2 separate regions of the Homo sapiens genome follow, and region 2 is linked to region 1. Evidence: chromatin loops called from intact Hi-C (ENCODE). Cell type or tissue: OCI-LY7. All regions are shown on one strand. Each heading gives the region's core, and the rest is flanking DNA. Links, peaks and the distances in the headings are about the cores only. Region 1 has its middle 6.9 kb from the start of SH2B2. Region 2 overlaps ORAI2 (ORAI calcium release-activated calcium modulator 2).

Evidence for each region. Peaks named below come from ENCODE experiments on the same cell type or tissue, not always from the same donor. Only the 100,000 strongest peaks of a DNase experiment are listed, where the experiment ranks them.
Region 2: it touches region 1 in a loop (7-fold over the local background); 21 of 110 quality-filtered maps call a loop at or near these places.

What each region holds. Positions count from the first base shown.
Region 1 is chr7:102,275,761-102,284,078 of GRCh38, reverse strand. It overlaps a transcript of CUX1 not described here. Among named protein-coding and RNA genes, the nearest start is that of SH2B2, 6.9 kb to the left of the region's middle. RefSeq lists enhancers at 3,630-4,249, 4,250-4,868. In OCI-LY7, for the core only: CTCF peaks have their summits at 4,254 and 4,458 (motif pointing left); DNase peaks (open chromatin) are centred at 4,428 and 4,868; H3K4me3 peaks cover 2,126 bases; H3K27ac peaks cover 2,699 bases.
Region 2 is chr7:102,447,304-102,455,621 of GRCh38, reverse strand. ORAI2 (ORAI calcium release-activated calcium modulator 2) reads right to left here. Exons shown (of 4, transcript NM_001126340.3): 4 at 1-8,318. Among named protein-coding and RNA genes, the nearest start is that of ALKBH4, 13 kb to the left of the region's middle. RefSeq lists enhancers at 410-910, 5,040-5,099. In OCI-LY7, for the core only: CTCF peaks have their summits at 4,941, 5,143 (motif pointing right) and 7,829; DNase peaks (open chromatin) are centred at 4,201, 4,741 and 5,151; H3K4me3 peaks cover 294 bases; H3K27ac peaks cover 2,874 bases.

The sequences.
Region 1 (8,318 bases), core at 229-8,228:
AGGGGGAGGAATGTTCTGTGTGCCCAGCTGTGAGGCCAGCCCCAGCTCCCAGGGGTGGCACCGCAGGCATCCCCACCAGCCTCCAGTCCCTCCAGCGTCCCAGAGCACAGGGCACCAGGGTGGCTGCAACCGTGGTTTATTTCAAATGTGCAAAGCTAAATATGCAACTACAAATCTAACTCAGGAAGGCCTGCCAGTGGCCCTGAGAGGTGGCCGTGCTAGGGTGGTCCACAGCCAGTTCTGATTGGCTAGGAGACGTTCAGACCCCTCATACCAATCCATGAGTCTGAAGAGACTGGGGCTCGGGGGCTCATTAGAGACTCTTCCTTATCTAGAAACCAGAATATCTTGCTAAAGAAGAAAGCAGAAATCACATGGGTCTGGGGGCAGGGAGGGGGTAATAGAAACTGTTCCGCTGGCTGGGGCTCTCTCTCTTGGGGTGCAGTGGGGGAGGGGGCAGACTCTGTCAAGCCTCATATACTCTGCAGGGTGGGGCTGGTGGCAAAGGCAGGCTGGGGGTGCTGGACTCAAAGCCTGCTGTCCTGGAAGGAAGCGTCTTCCACCTCTTACGGGGCATGGGGGGATCCTAGGAGAGCCCAAGAGGATCGCAGTGCAGACAGGCCCAAGCTGGATTAACCGCAGCTGGAATCGGTGGTCACCCAATTAGCCTCGCAGCTGAGGGACCTCTGCCACCAGGGCTAGAGGTCAGGCTGCGGGCAGAGCCCTAACCTGAGGTGGGGGCTGAGAGGGTCTCTGCGGCTTAGCCTGGCCGGGCATTGGGGGCTCGCTCTCTGGACCTAGCGGGCCTGATGTGACCGAGACATTCTTTCAAGGGGACCCGAGGTGACCTGGGGCCTCTGGCAGCTGCTGGACAGCGGATAAGGGCAGTTTCCATGGGGGATTCTTCAGGGGAGTCTAAGTGATTAGATGCACTGAGCAGTCGGGGTGGAGGCGCAGCCGTCACTGTCACGGGGGAGGCCCCGGGGTATCACTGCCACAAGTCACCAGCCGCAGCCCCGTTGTCATTCTCGTGGAACTTGTGCAGGTGGTCAGCGAACCTGGGGGACACGGGAAGCTTTGCTGAGGCCGAGTGTGTGTGTTGGGGAAGGGGGGTGTGTACCATGTGATGGGGTGGGGCTAGGGGGTAGTGGATACCGGGAGTAGGGGTAGGGGGAGGGCCAGAATGGGGGGCTGTGATGGAGGGCTAAGGAGTGGGGGACATGAGGCAGGAACTCGGGGGTGTTGCGGGGGTGCTGGGAGCTCGCTGTGGGGCTGAGGGGGGGCCCAAGTGGGGGTCCTCACTTCTTGGCGCAGAAGGTGGCACAGTCCCTCTCCATGCTCTCGCTCCATGCCAGCTTGTAGAGCACCTGGCCAGGTGGAGACACGGTGAGCTGCCCGTTCGCCTCAAGGCCACCCCTGCAGCCCACCCATGGCCCCTGGGCCTGGCCTGGAACATAAAGGTTCTCGAGCCCCAGACTCCGGGGCGGGTGGGTCTTAGACATGTTCCTGCACCCACTGCTTCTGCAGATGATCAGATGGGCCCAGACACGGAGGCACCTCCTCTAATACTGTGGGCCAACCCTTGGAAGGGCCAGGAGCCGCTGGACCCTGGGGTCAGAACTTGAGCCCAGGTTAGCTCTGTAGGGGCCATCTTGACTGTGCGGGGGACAGGAGTCCCCAAGGCTGGATCCTTCCAGAGACACAGCCTTCCACCCCTCTTCTCCCCCAACTTGGCAGACATGGAGGCCCTTATCCGCTAACTAGAACGCCACCTCCACAGCTGGGGAGGTTAGTTCAAGACGCCCCTTCTCTGTGCAGTCTTCGTGACTGTCCCTTGGTGGAGTTCATTAGACCTGCTCCCTTCCCACTCCATCCCTTCTTCCTATGAAGCCCGTTCAGGACCAGTCCCAGATGTGATCAGCCAGGCCTCTTTCACGGAGCGGCCCGGCTGGTGCCCTGGCCAGAGGTCCCAATGGGGTGGGTCCTTCTCGTCCCTGGGGTGGGCCAAGGCTCTCGAAGGGGAGAGGCATGGCCGCAAGCTAGAGATGCAGCTTGGGGTAGGCCCAGGGGCCAGGCCACCGTAACAGGCCCCTGCTGCCCTGGAGGTCAGGGCTGGGGATGGTGAATGTGCCTCTGGCCCGCCCGTGTGCACACTCACCAGGAAGACCAGGCAGTGCAGGAACAGTGTGTAGAAGAAGCCGATGGTGCGCGCCATCTTGTTGGAGAGAACCAGACGCCCCTGGGAGCAAGGAGGGGGTGAGTGGGGATGGGGCCGGCCTCACCCACCCCTGCAGGGCTGCCTGGGCTTCACAGAAAGGGCCCTAGGGTGGCAAGGGGAGGGAAGGGACAGGAAGCTGGGGCCCCTATTCCATCATTATGGGCCAGGGACATGGGCTGCTGGAATTCTTTTTTTTTTGAGACAGAGTCTCCCTCTGTCGCCCAGGCTGGAGTGCAGTGGTGTGATCTTGGCTCACTGCAACCTCCACCTCCTGGGTTCAAGTGATTCTCCTGCCTCAGCCTCCTGAGTAGCTGGGATTACAGGTGTGCGTCACCACGCCCAGCTAATTTTTGTATTTTTACTAGAGATAGGGTTTCACTATGTTGGCCAGGCTGGTCTCGAACTCCAGACCTCAGGTGATCCGCCCAACTTGGCCTCCCAAAGTGCTGAGATTACAGGCGTGAGCTGCTGTGCCCGGCCACCGGAATTCTTTAAAAACGTTTTTTTAGACAAGGTTGCCCAGGCTGGAATGTAGTGGTCACAGCTCACTGTAGCATTGACTTCCTAGGCTCAAGTGATCCTCCTCCGTCAGCCTCCTGAGTAGCTGGGACTACAGGTGCACACCACTGCGCCTGGCTAATTTTATTTTTTGTAGAGACAGGATCTTACTGTGTTGCCCAGGCTGGTCTCGAACTCCTGGGCTCAAGCAATCCTCCCACCTCCCAAAGTGCTGGGATGACAGGTGTGAGCCACCATGTCTGACTCTAGGCTGCAGGAATTCTGAGGAATGCCCCCTCTACAGCCCAGTTCAGAACCATGCTGTGAACCATGCTCTCAGAGGATCTGCCCGGGAAGGGGAGAGACCCTGTCCCAGATCACACAGCCACTCTTGGCAGGGCTGGCGGCTCCTCCAGCCTGGGCTGCAGGGCAGGTGAAGAGGTGCCTGGAGACAGAGGCTCAGGCCTGTCCAGGGAGGGGGTGGGTAGGGGCAGGGACTCACCATGCTGAGGGTGGCCTTGTCCCAGGGACTCAAGCTCAGGTACTTCCTCTGCCGCTCCTGCACAGGGAGGGACAGTCAGGAAAGGACCCCAAAGGACCTCACAGGCCCTGGCTTGTGGCAGAGAGCAGGGCCTGGCCAGCCACAGGACACCCTGCCCGCTGTTCTTGCAGACCCCCAGGGGGCTGCCAGGGTGCTGCCAGGGGCTTCCCTGGGTGCACAGTCTACTCAGTGTGACATTCTGGACTCCCCTGACATCTGTGAGAGCCCCTCCCCGCCTCTGCAGCCGTCCATTCTGCCCATGGGAAAGTACTCCACGGGCAGAACTTCTGCAGTCTGGGTGGGGGAGGGGAGTTGTGGGGTGGGGTCCCCACAATGGATCGCCCGATTCTGGGAGCTGTAACTGGTTTTTCCTTGTCTGCCTGTCCCGCAAATGCACTCCAGGTTAACCCGGTCACTGCCACACACCCTCGGGTAGTCCTCGGCAGGTGTTCCTGAATGGGCCCTGGGCCTACATTGCACTGAAGCGGTGGGGAGGCTGTCTTGGGGGGGCTCCTGGCCTGAGGGGCCAGGGTGTGCAGGGCTGGCGTGGCAAGGCTGGCCGAGAGCACCCAGACAAGGGCAGGTGGAGGGGAGCCAGGGAAGGCCGAGTGCTCAGGGATAGGGGCCAAGTGATGGGGGGACCCCTGGGCTTCCCTGGGCTGATGCCCCTCCCCTCCCCTGCCCAGGCTGGGCTCACGAACCCGCTTGCTGAAGGAGGAGAAGGGGTCCAGGCGCTCCTCGTACTGGGACGAGTACCGCAGCTCCGTGTCATCACTGCCGCTGCCCTGCACAGACAGGGAGGGGAAGAGAACCAGTCAGTGCCTTGGGGCCCAGCGGGAAGGGCAGGAGCCCAGGGGAGCCTCAGTTTCCTCATCTGCAAAAAAGGGAAGTGGGGGAGGGAGCCCTAGATCTCAGAGGCGGGAGGAGAGGGTGCTGGGGTGACAATGTGAATGTGGCTGGTGCCTCCTGCCACAGGGGCATGGAGTTACCCATGGGGTCAGGGCCACAGTGCCTCCGGGCACAGATGGGGAACTGAGGCCCAGGCAGGGCCGGGCGCAGCTGCAGGAAGGTGGGTTTGCTGGGAGTGTGGGGTGGTCATGCGAGCAGGCAGGCAGCTGGGAGAGGAGACGCCCCCCAGCTGGCCACCCAGAGCCAGGCTGGTTTGCAGAGTCTGAGTGCCCTCTGGTGGCCAAGGAGCGGCTCTGATGGGTGGGGACAGGGCTGGGGGCTGCTGGGCCCCAAAGGAAGAGGGAGAGGTGAATCCCTGCCCCACTATGCCCCACGCTCTTCTCTCACTCATAGAAAGGGTTTCCTGGCACGGGGTGGCCCCTGGGAGGCCTGGGGGCTGAGAGAAGCCACGCACAGGCCTCCCTAGCCCAGAAAAACTCGGCAAGTGAGTTTCTGATCCACTCTCTTGGTTGCTTTTTGGAGTGTGGACCAAATTCTGTTTACATTTTTTATTATTGCTTATTTATTTATTTGAGACAGAGTTTCGCTCTGTCGCCCAGGCTGGAGTGCAATGGTGTGACCTCGGCTCACTGCAACCTCCACCTCTCAGGTTCAAGCGATTCTCCTGCCTTAGCCGCCTGAGTAGCTGGGATTACAGGTGCATGACACCACGCCCAGCCAATTTTTATATTTTTAGTAGAGACGGGGTTTCACTATGTTGGCCAGGCTGGTCTGGAACTCCTGACCTCAAATGATCCGCCCGCCTCAGCCTCCCAAACCGCTGGGATTACAGGCCTGAGCCACCATGCCCAGCCTATTTATTTTTATTTTTTGGAGGCAGGGTCTTGCTCTGTCACCTGGGCTGGAGTGTAGTGGCTGGATCTCAGCTCACTGCAGCCTGTACCTCCTGGGCTCAAGTGATCCTCCCACCTCAGCCTCCTGAGTAGCTGGGACTACAGGCACGTGCCACGATGCCTGGCTAATTTTTGTATTTTCAGTAGAGATAGGGTTTCACTATGTCGGCCAGGCTGGTCTCAAACTCCACCCGCCTCGGCCTCTCACGGTGCTGGGATTACAGGCATGAGCCACTGTGCCTGGCCCTTCTGGCTAGTATTTTCTTTTCTATTTTATTTTATTTTATTTATTATTATTTTATTTTACTTTACTATTTTATTATTTTATTTTATTTATTTTATTTTATATTTTATTTTATTTTTTTATTTTATTTTATTTTATTTTATTTTAATTTTATTTTATTTATTTTTATTTTATTTTATTTTTGAGACGGAGTTTCGCTCTTGTTGCCCAGGCTGGAGTGCAGTGGTGTGATCTTGGCTCACTGAAACCTCCGCCTCCTGGGTTCCAGCGATTCTCCTGCCTCAGCCTCCTGAGTAGCTGGGACTACAGGTGTGCACCACCATGCCCGGATACTTTTTTTGTATTTTTAGTAGAGACGGGGTTTCACCATATTGGCCAGGCTGGTCTCGAACTTCTGAGCTCAGGCAATTCTCCTGCCTCGGCCTCCCACAGTGGTGGGATGACAGGCATGAGCCACCGTGCCTGGTCCTTCTGGCCAGTTTTTATGAATGAATCTGGACAGGGGCTCCACTCTGTGAGCTTCTCCCGGCTTAGGGAGGGCAGCTAGCAGGCAGGTGGGTGGGTGGGGAGATGTCGGAAGGCCTCAGGGGTCTCTGGGGCCCAGTGCTGCCCAGCAGGTCTTGGTCCCCGACCCTCCCATCTCCAGAGCCCTGATCGGCCTCTCTCCCTGCCTGGTCCACCTGGAGCTGAGGCCAGGGGAGGGCCCTCACCCGGCCAGGGTAGCTCTGCAGGAACTTGATCTTCTCAAAGAGCTTGATGTTGTCGGCGCGCAGGCTGTCCAGCTCACTCTGCAGGGCCTGGAGGGTGTGCTGGGCCAGGCGGTTCTCCTGGGGGGGGAGGGGCAAGGAAAGGGGTGGGGGAGAGGCCTCCGTGCTGGCACAGGTGCTGCTCCGTCTACCTGGAGCCCCTTCTGTGCCCACAGCCTTCTCCTTGACCTGCCTGACTCTGTAAAGCTGCCCCTTCCCCCACTGTGGCCCCACCACAGGCAGAAGTCAGGGATCTTGGGTCAGGTTTCTTCATATGTATCACGTTGGTGCAAATGTAATCGTGGTTTTTGCCCTTAAAAGTAATGGCAAACACCATGATTACATTTGCATCAACCTTAATATATGACAGAGCAAGACCCTGTCTATATATTTTATTTTATTTTTTATTTTTATTTTTATTATTTTTTTGATATGGAGTTTCGCTCTTGTTGCCCAGGCTGGAGTGCAACGACGCAATCAATCTCGGCTCACTGCAACCTCTGCCTCCCGGGTTCAAGCGATTCTCCTGCCTCAGCCTCCCAAGTAGCTGGGATTACAGGCATGTGCCACCATGCCTGGCTAGTTTTTTTGTATTTAGTAAAGACAGGGTTTTACCATTTTGTTCAGGCTGGTCTCGAACTCCTGATCTCAGGTGATCCACCCATCTCTGCCTCCCAAAGTGTTGGGATTATAGGCGTGAGCTGCTGCGCCTGGCCCCTGTCTATATATTTTAGAGACAGGGTCTTGCTCTATCACCCAGGCTAGAATAAAGTGGCATGACCAGAGCTCACTGCAGCCTCAGCCTCCCGACTCAAGCGATCCTCCCATCTCAGCCTCCCAGGTAGCTGGGACTATAGGCTCACACCACCATGCCCAGCTACTTTTTTATTTTTGCAGAGTCGGGGTCTCACTGCGTTGCCCAGGCTGGTCTCAAACTCCTGGGCTCAAGCAATCTTCCCACTTCGGCCTCCCAATGTGCTGGGATTACAGGCATGAGCCACGATGCCTGGTCAGATTTCTTCATACTTTTTTTTGTCATTGGTATTAGCCTTTTAAAAACTATTATTGAGATATAATACCCATAACATAAACATCAGCATTTCAAAGTGTACAGTTCGGTCATTTGTATTCACAATGTTATGCAACCATCCCCACTACCTAATTCCAGAACATTTAAAATCACCCCAATAAGAAACCCCAAACCTGCCAGCAGTCACTCCCCATTCCCTCCTCCCCTACTGCCTGGTAACCGGCAGTCTCTTTTTTGTCTCTATGGATTTGCCTATACCGAATGTTCGTATTCATGGAATCACACGCTGTGGTTTTAATATTTGCCAATCTAAAGGCAACGTGAAATGGAATCTCAGTTTTCAATTTATTCAAATGCTTGAATAAGTGTTTCTTTCACACTATTCAAAATTCAAGCAGTGGCCAGCGCGGTGGCTCACGCCTGTAATCCCAGCACTTTAGGAGGCTGAGGTGGGCAGATCACCTGAGGTCAGGAGTTCGAGACCAGCCTGGCCAATATGGAGAAATCCTGTCTCTACTAAAAATACAAAAATTAGCTGGGTGTGATGGCAGACGCCTGTAATCTCAGCTATCCGGGAGGCTGAGGCAGAAGAATCGCTTGAACCCAGGAGGTGGAGGTTGCAGTGAGCCAGGATTGTGCCACTGCACTCCAGCCTGGGCAAGAGAGCGGGACTCGGTCTCAAAAAACAAACACAACCAAAACTTGAGCAGTACAAAAAAGTATATGGCAGTATGACGCTTCCTCTAAAAACGTTAAACATAGAATTACCATAGGATCTAGTAATTCCACTTCTGGGTAGATACCCAAAAGAATTGAAGGCAGAGACTTGGAGAGATATTTATACACCCATGTTCACAGCAGAATTATCCGCCACAGCCAAAAGGTGGAAGCAATGTAAATGAATAGGTGAATGGATAAACAAAATGTGGTCTATATGCACAATAAAATATTATACAGCCTTAAAAAGGAAGGATTTTTTTTTTTTTTTGAGATGGAGTCTTGCTCTGTCACACAGGCTGGAGTGCAGTGGCACGATCTCATCAGCTCACTGCAACCTCTACCTCCCAGGTTCAAGCGATCCTCCTGCCTCAGCCTCCCAAGTAGCTGGGACTACAGGTGCCCGCCACCATGCCCGGCTAATTTTTGTATTTTTAGTAGAGACGGGGTTTCACCATGTTGGCCAGGCTGGTCTCAAACTCCCAACCTCAAGTGATCCACTTGCCTCAGCCTCCCAAAGTG
Region 2 (8,318 bases), core at 265-8,264, 170 kb before region 1:
CTCTCGAGGGGGCCAGTGCAGGGTCTCTGCCCCTGACAGGCTGGGCTGGCCCCTGCAGGATGCTCCAACATCTGGAGAACGATGCACATAGAGACTTGGAGGGGAGAGGCCTCGTGAGGCTTGGGGATGCTGTGGAGCAAAGAAATCTCCCTCCCTGGGGTCCTTCCATGCTGGCCCTTCCAGCACTCCTGCAGAGCACACTTTAGGAAACTCCATTACCTGTTAAGTTTGTGATACCAGAGTTGGGTCTGTCCTTGAAGCTGTGACACGAAGACCCACGGCGACACCTTACCCAACCAGGATGGGGCTGGAGAAGGCCACGCCAGGATGCTTCTGCCACAGCCTGGCCCCCGTACACGGCCCCATAGCCTCGTATGTTTCCTTTTTCTTTTCCTTTCTTTCTCTTCCTTTCTCTTTCTTTTTTCTTTCTTTCAGGCGGCGGGGCAGGGTCTTGCTCTGTTGCCCAGGCTGGAGTGCAGTGGCGCAATCATGGCTCACTGCAGCCTTGAACTCCTGGGCTCAAGTGATCCTCCCCCTCAGCCTCCCCAGTAGCTGGAACTACAGGCGTGTGCCACCATACCCAGCTAATTGTTTTGTTTTGATTTTTAGTGGAGATAGAGTCTTGCTATGTTGCCCAGGCTGGTCTCAAACTCCTGGGCTCAAGCGATCCTCCCGCCTCAGCCTCCCAAAGCGCTGGGAATAACGGGTGTGAGCCCCTCTGCCCAGCCTGCCCCATGTGTTTCTGCAGGGCTGGGCCCCAGGAGCCACCGCCTGCAGGGTAACATCTGCTTACCGGTGTTTGGGGTGGCCATTTCCGCATCCATCAGACACTTTCCTCAGCAGACCAGGCTGCCCACTCTCATGCTCTTGGAGCTTCAAGCAAGGGGATGGTGAGGCATGGGACTGGGACACGCCCAAATAGGGAAGTGCCCGCTCCAAGGGCGGCTTCTGGAGACATCCCGCTCCAGAGCAGGCCCAGCGGGGGCTCAGCTGACATCCCTCAGCCGCTTCAGAAAGATGTTCAGGAAACACCGTTGCCTGTTTGCTCAGAGTGGCAGGTGGTGAGGCCGAGTCTGGTCCTCCCTCACAGGCAGGGACAGGAGCCAAGCTCCATGCAAAGCCCATTCTCTGGGGTTATTCCTGCCTCGATTTGTGTTAAGCCAGCCTGTCCCCCATCCCACAGTACCCATGGGTGGGTGGGCCGCAGACGGGCTGTGAAAGGGGTTGAGACGTGGTCTCACTCATTTTACCCAGGCTGGAGTGCAGTGGCACAATCTTGGCTCACTGCAGTCTCAACCTCCCTGGGCTCAGATGATTCTCCCACCTCAGCCTCCCCAGTAGCTGGGACTATAGGCACGAGCCACCAAGCCCGGGTAATTTTTGTATTTTTGTAGAGACAGGGTCTCGTAATGTTGCCCAGGCTGGTCTCGAACTCCTTGGCTCAAGCGATCCGCCCACCTCAGCCTCCCAAAGTGCTGGGATTATAGGTGTGAGCTACAGGTTGGCAGGTTCTACATGGGTTTCGGCTCCTGTGTGGGCCTTGCCCTCCTGGGCCCCACCAGGGCTCTGCAGCATCTGAGGCAAAAAGTCTTGGGCCGGACGAGGTGGCTCACGCCTATAATCCCAGCACTTTGGGAGGCTGAGGCAGGAGGATCACTTGAGGTCAGGAGTTCAAGACCAGCCTGGCCAACATGGCAAAACCCCGTCTCTACTAAAAATACAAAAATTAGCCAGGCGTGATGGTGGGCGCCTGTAATCCTAGCTACTCAGGAGGCTGAGGCAGGAGAATCACTTGAGCCCGGGAGGCGGAGGTTACAGTGAGCCAAGATCACACCATTGCAGTCCAGCCTGGACGACAGAGTGAGACTCTATCTGGGAAAAAAAAAGTCTGCGTCGATGATCTGCTGGGTGTGGAGTGGGTCCTTCAATGCCAGTGACTTGTGTCCTGCCCTTGACAGGGGTGGGGCAGATTTTCCCTTTAAGGAAACTGCAGCCTCCACCGGAAGTGCAGTCTTTCTCGAGGCTTGTGGGCTTGCTGGCCTGGGGCTCGGTACTGAGGCCACTGCCCAGCCCAAGGGGCAGCCTGGCTTCTCAGGATTGGCAGAACCAAGGCACTGCCCTAGACGCTTTCCATGGAGTGGTGCCAGTTGCTTGGCACACCTGATTCCTAGCAGCCTCTAGGGTGAAGTGCCAGAGTTAAAAATATTAACAAGGCCTGGCACGGTGGCTCATGCCTGTAATCCAGCACTTTAGGAGGCTGAGGCCAGCGGATCACTTGAGGCCAGGAGTTCGAAACCAGCCTGGCCAGTGTGATGAAACTCAGTCTCTATTAAAAATGCAAAAAGAAAGGCTGGGTGTGGTGGCTCACACCTGTAACCCCAGCACTTTGGGAGGCTGAGGCAGGCGGATCATCTGAGGTCGGGAGTTCGAGACCAGCTTGGCTAACATGGAGAAACCCCATCTCTACTAAAAATACAAAAATAAGCCAGGTGTGGTGGCGCATGCCTGTAATCCCAGCTACTTGGGAGGCTGAGGCAAGATAATTGCTTGAACCTGGGAGGCGGAGGTTGCGGTGAGCTGAGATCGTGCCACTGCACTCCAGCCTGGGCAACAAGAGCGAAACTCTATCTCAAAAACCAACGACAACAACAAAAATTAGCAGGGCATGGTGGTGGTGCATGCCTGTAGTCCCAGCTTGGCAGAAGAATTGCTTGAACCTGGGAAGTGGAGGTTGCAGCGAGCTGAGATCACGCCACTGCACTCCAGCCTGGGAGACAGAGAGAGACTGTTTCAAAAAAACAAAACAAAACAAAACAAAACAAACAGAAATTCTTTCCTAGAAGAGGGCCTCTACCTCAGTGGCCGACAAAAAACAGAATGGGCCAGGCATGGTGGCTCGCACCTGTAATCCCAGCACTTTGGGAGGCCAAGGCAGGAGGGTCGCTTGAGGCCAGAAGTTCAAGACCAGACTGGGCAACATAGCAAGATCCCATCTCTACAAAAAAAACATTAGCTGGGCATGGTAGTGTGCGCCCGTAGTCTCCCAAGTGTAGCTACTTGGGAGACTGAGGTGGGAGGATTGCTTGCGCCCAGAAGCTGGAGCCTGCAGAGAGCTATGATTGCACCACTGCACTCCAGCTCTGGCCTGGGCAATAGAGCCCAACCCTGTCTCTAAAATAAATCTATAAACATAAGCTGGGCAAGCTGGCTCACACCTGTAATCCCAGCACTTTGGGAGGCCGAGGTGGGCAGATCACGAGGTCATGAGTTGGAGACCAGCCTGGCCAACATGGTGAAACCCCCGTCTCTACTAAAAATACAAAAATTAGCCAAGCATGGTGGTGCGTGCCTGTAATCCCAGCTACTTGGGAGGCTGAGGCACAAGATCGCTTGAACCTGGGAGGAGGAGGTTGCAGTGAGCCAAGATCATGCCACCGCATTCCAGCTTGGGTGACAGAGCGACTCTGTCTCAAAAAAAAAAAAAAGGCTGTCTGGTGCTTCCTTAGCAGTGCCACCAGCCCGCAGGAGGGACCCACCTGTTCCTGCTGCCCCACAGGGACTTGGGGCTGGAGAATGTCCTGAGGTGACCAGTGCTCTGGTAGCTCCTCTCCTCAAGGGACTGGGGGGAACGCCAAGCTGACCCTGTCCAGGTGGGCTCTGTTGTCGCTCAGCCACCCTCTGGGGCTGCCCCTTCTTTTGTTTCTGGAAAGAGAGGGCCCTGTCTGGGAGGGGAAGCGCCAGGCAGAGGCACCCTGCGCTCTCGGGGCGGAGCCCCATGGCGGCGTGTCTGGACATGAGTACCCTGCCTCCATTCTAGAGATGTCCACGCCCCCTTGCCGGGGCAGCCTGGGAGGACACTGGCCAGTGACCAGCGACAGGAGGCCAGAGGGCGCTCCAGGAGTTTTTCAGGCCACGATGTGGGTCCCCCAGTCAGCAGATGCCACGGGAGGGCCAGGGGCTGCAATTTATCCCCTCTGCCCACAGCATCCCCCAAGAACAGAAAGACTTTGAATAGCATCACTGGTTTATTCCGTTTCATCCAGGGCAGCTGTTTTAAAAACCCGCACACAGGACAGTGGCTGTCTCTGCCGCACGTGATCTACATAACGCCATGCATAGATCATCAGCACGAGGCAGGTAAGGGCTGCAGCTGAGTCAGGATCCACTCAGGCTTACGTGGTCTGGTCCTCAGCAGACCCTTCCTAGAAGACACGAAAACACATTCCGCCTTCCAAGTTTCTAAACCAGAAACACCTGCGTTTTGAAACAGGTGGTCAGGTACTAAACGGAGAGGGTGTACCACGTGGGAGGGGCCTTGGCATGTCTAGGCACCAGGAAGACTGTGCTCCAAATTAGGATGGGCCCTGGCTGGCTCCCGGGCAAACTGAGGCAGAGGCCCCTGTTCTTTTTTTTTTTTTTTTGAGACAGAGTCTTGCTCTGTTACCCAGGCTGGAGTGCAGTGGCGTGATCTCGGCTCACTGCAACCTCCGCCTCCCGGGTTCACGCCATTCTCCTGCCTCTGCCTCCCGAGCAGCTGGGATTACAGGCGTGTGTCACTACGCCCGGCTAATTTTTGTATTTTTAGTAGAGACAGGGTTTCACCATGTGGGCCAGGCTGGTCTCGAACTCCTGATCTCAGGCGATCCGCCCACCTCTGCCTCCCAAAGTGCTGGGATTACAGATGTGAGCCACCACACCTGGTCTGGAGCCCTCTGTTCTTAAATACTCTTCAAAATCAGGCTAAACCTCCAGAAACCGAATTTCTAGGCTGCAATGGCATTCCTCATCGCCCATGCTGCCCTTCAAGGCGTTTCTGCAGCTCCAACAACAGCTCACCCTCCGTCTCCCCACAGGCTCTGGGGTGACCCTGAGGTTTCCTCTCCCGGCCACCATGGCCCTACCAATGGTCACTGCTATTCCCACAGCAATGGTTTGCCTCATGCCTCGAAACTAGAAAGGCTGGAGCTGGGAGAACGAGAACCCTAGGAGAAAGAGAACAAGAAATTCCAAGACTGTCATCCTCCTAATCAGAGGGCTAGACTTGGATGTGGCTCCGTCCCCACCCATGTGCCACCATCACTGGGCACTTAATACCTGCCTGGATGCTGCCAGGCCAAGAGCTCTGCCTGGGGACCAGGTACAGTAACTGGCCCCCAGATGGCACTGGAGATGCGTTCCACAGTCTGGGGAGTGTGGTACTGCGTGGGCAGGGGCACAGATGGTCCAGGAAGGTAGGTGGCAGGAGAAGGCCCAGCAGGGCCCCTCCCAAAAGACTCAGGCCAGAGTAAGGGCCTGCTGCCTCTCCCAGCCGTGGGGAGCCGTTTGTTTAGGAGAGCCAGCCTGTCTTCTTGACCCAAAGCCACTCCTTGGAGGAACGCTGACATGCTGACATTCTTTTTTCTTTATTTTCTTTTTTTTTTTTTTAGAGACAGGGTCTCACTCTGTCACCCAGGCTGGAGTGCAGTGGTACAATCATATTTTAGCTATTTTTCTTTTTTTTGAGGAGTCACCCTCTGTCGCCCAGGCTGGAGTGCAGTGGCACCATCTTGGCTCACTGCTACCTCTGCCTTCTGGGTTCAAGTGATTCTCCTGCCTCAGCCTCCCAAGTAGCTGGGACTACAGGCGAGCGCCACCACACCCAGCTAATTTTTTGTATTTTTAGTAGACACAGAGTTTCACCATGTTGGCCAGGCTGGTCTCGAACTCCTGACCTCAAGTGATCCACCTGCTTTGGCCTCCCAAAGTGCTGGGATTATAGGCGTGAGCCACTGCGCCCGGCCACTAGCACAGTTATAGTTCACTGCAGCCTCTACTTCCCAGGCTCAAGCAATCCTCCCACCTCAGCCTCCCAAGTAGCTGGAACTACAGGCATGCACCACCACGCCCAGCTAATTTATTTTTATTTATTATTTTTTGAGACAGAGTTTTGCTCTGTTGTCCAGGCTGGAGTGCAGTGGCACGATCTCAGCTCACTGCAACCTCTGCCTCCTGCGTTCAAGCGATTCTCTTGCCTCAGCCTCCTGAGTAGCTGGGATTACAGGTACCCGCCACCATACCCGGCTAATTTTTTGTATTTTTGCTAGAGATGGTTTCACCATGTTGTTGCCGAGGCTGGTCTTAAAGTCCTGATCTCAAGTGATCTGCCTGCCTCGGCCTCCCAGAGTGCTAAGATTACGGGCGCGAGCCATTGCACCCGGCCTGGCTAATTTAAAATAATTTTTTTAGACATGGGGTCTCGCTATGTTGCCCAGGCTGGTCTTGCACCCCTGGGCCCAAGTGATCCTCCCACCTCAGCCTCCCAAAGTGCTGGGATGACAGGCGTGCCCCACCTCGCCTGGCCGATGTTGATATTCTTTAGCAAAGCGAACACATATTAAACCGTAAGAGGCGTTTCTACAGGCTGCAGGAAAGTACATACATGCTGGAGGGCAAAGGTCGCAGACAAATGTCTGCAGGGGACACAAAGGACGAACCCCTCAGAAGACACGGGGCTCTTCTCCGGCCCCCGGGGATGCCACAACTTTCTCGTGGGGACCCTTGGTGTGACTCCCCTAGGGCCCCTCAGCACGGAAAACTGCATGTCAGGGTCTCTGTTCTCTGCTGCAGCCACATTTCCAGAGACCCCAGCCAGGCCACCCAGAATTCCACGGCACGGCCAACCCGGACCCCGGAGAGAGCTTAAGCTTTTACGAGAGATGTGATCAGAGCATGAAGAAGCCCAGTGATTTTTTTTTTTTTTTAGACAAAGTTTCGCTCTTGTTGCCCAGGCTGTAGTGCAATGGCGTGATCTCAGCTCACTGCAACCTCTGCCTCCTGGGTTCAAGTGATTCTCTTGCCTCAGCCTCCTGAGTAGCTGGGACTACAGGTGCCCGCCATCACGCCCGGCTAATTTTTTTTTTTTTTTTGAGATGGAGTCTGGCTCTGTCGCCCAGGCTGGAGTGCAGTGGCGCCATCTCAGCTCACTGCAAGCTCTGCCTCCCGGGTTCACGCCATTGCCATTCTCCCGCCTCAGCCTCCCAAGTAGCTGGGGCTACAGGCGCCCGCCACCACGCCCAGCTAATTTTCTGTATTTTTTTAGTAGAGACAGGGTTTCACCATGTTGGCCAGGCTGGTCTCGAACTCCTGACCTCAAGTGATCCGCCCACCTAGGCCTCCCAAAGTGCTGGGATTACAGGCGTGAGTCACTGCGCCCGGCCCCAGTGACTATTTATGAGAACAAAAGACAAGGCATGGCTGACTCTCCAGGTTACAGCTGGAGAAGAGGGGAAAGGTGTTTGGTTGTACAAGCAGCTCAGGGCAGCTGGTGCTGCGGCGTGCATGTGCGGCCCGAGAGCGTGGCTTCGGGTCTACCAGATGCCTTCAAGGAAAAGGCCAGAACCTGCACTGCACGGCACAGTCACTGTGTGTGGTGGGACCCAGTGTCGGCTGAGAGGCCTGGAGGGGTCTTGCCTCCCTTGTAGTCACTTGGTGTCATAACAAGGAGGGCACTCATTTGGCCTGGGCCGGCCCCTGGCCCCACTATCCACAGGCCAGGCCCGGCCAATGACCTTGCCTAGGCAGGAAGTCCCCCAGGCTGTCCCCTCGCTGCCTAGGGCCATGGGCAAGCTGCACAGGCTCCGGGGCCTGAGCCAGAGCCCCCGCCTCCTGCTGCCACAGCCCAAGGGAGTGGCTGAGTCAGCCTTAGAGGCCATTCTGTGGCCGAGAGCTGGAGGCCAGTGGCTGCGGGGGGTGGGGGAGGGGTCCTTTCCCCACCCCGGTGGCCCCTCTGAGTCCGTGTGGCCAGGGCTCTGGCTGGGAAAAGAGAATTTGAGCCTAGCGTACTTTGCAGCAGCCCTCAAATAACTCAGCCTCCTCAAGGGGGCATCTGATAGATGCCCGTGAACATGTCTTCTCCGGCCTGGCCAGGCTGCCCACCATTGGAAACATCCCCCAGGGCCTGACCCCACTGCCGAGGGCTGCAGCACCCCCCACACCTGCTGGGCTGACGTGTGTCCTGGCTCCTGTCTTCCCCTGAAGCCAGGCCACCCAGCTCCCTCCAGGGCCAGGCAGGGAAGCACCAAGCCCTGGCGTGCACCTGCACCCACTCAAACGCCGAAGCCTTCGTGTCATCACTGTCACACGGGCCACTCAGCACCCATGAAGTCCACCACGGGTCTCTGGGGCAATCCTTCTCTGAACGCAAAACCCTGCCCTGGCTCTCCCAGGTCTGCCAGCCACGCATGCCGGGTCTGAGACTCCCCCGGACCGCTGGGTGCTGCTTGGAGCCCCTCCTGGCCCAGGACTGATGGGCAGGTCCCGCTGGAGCCTCTTCACCGTGT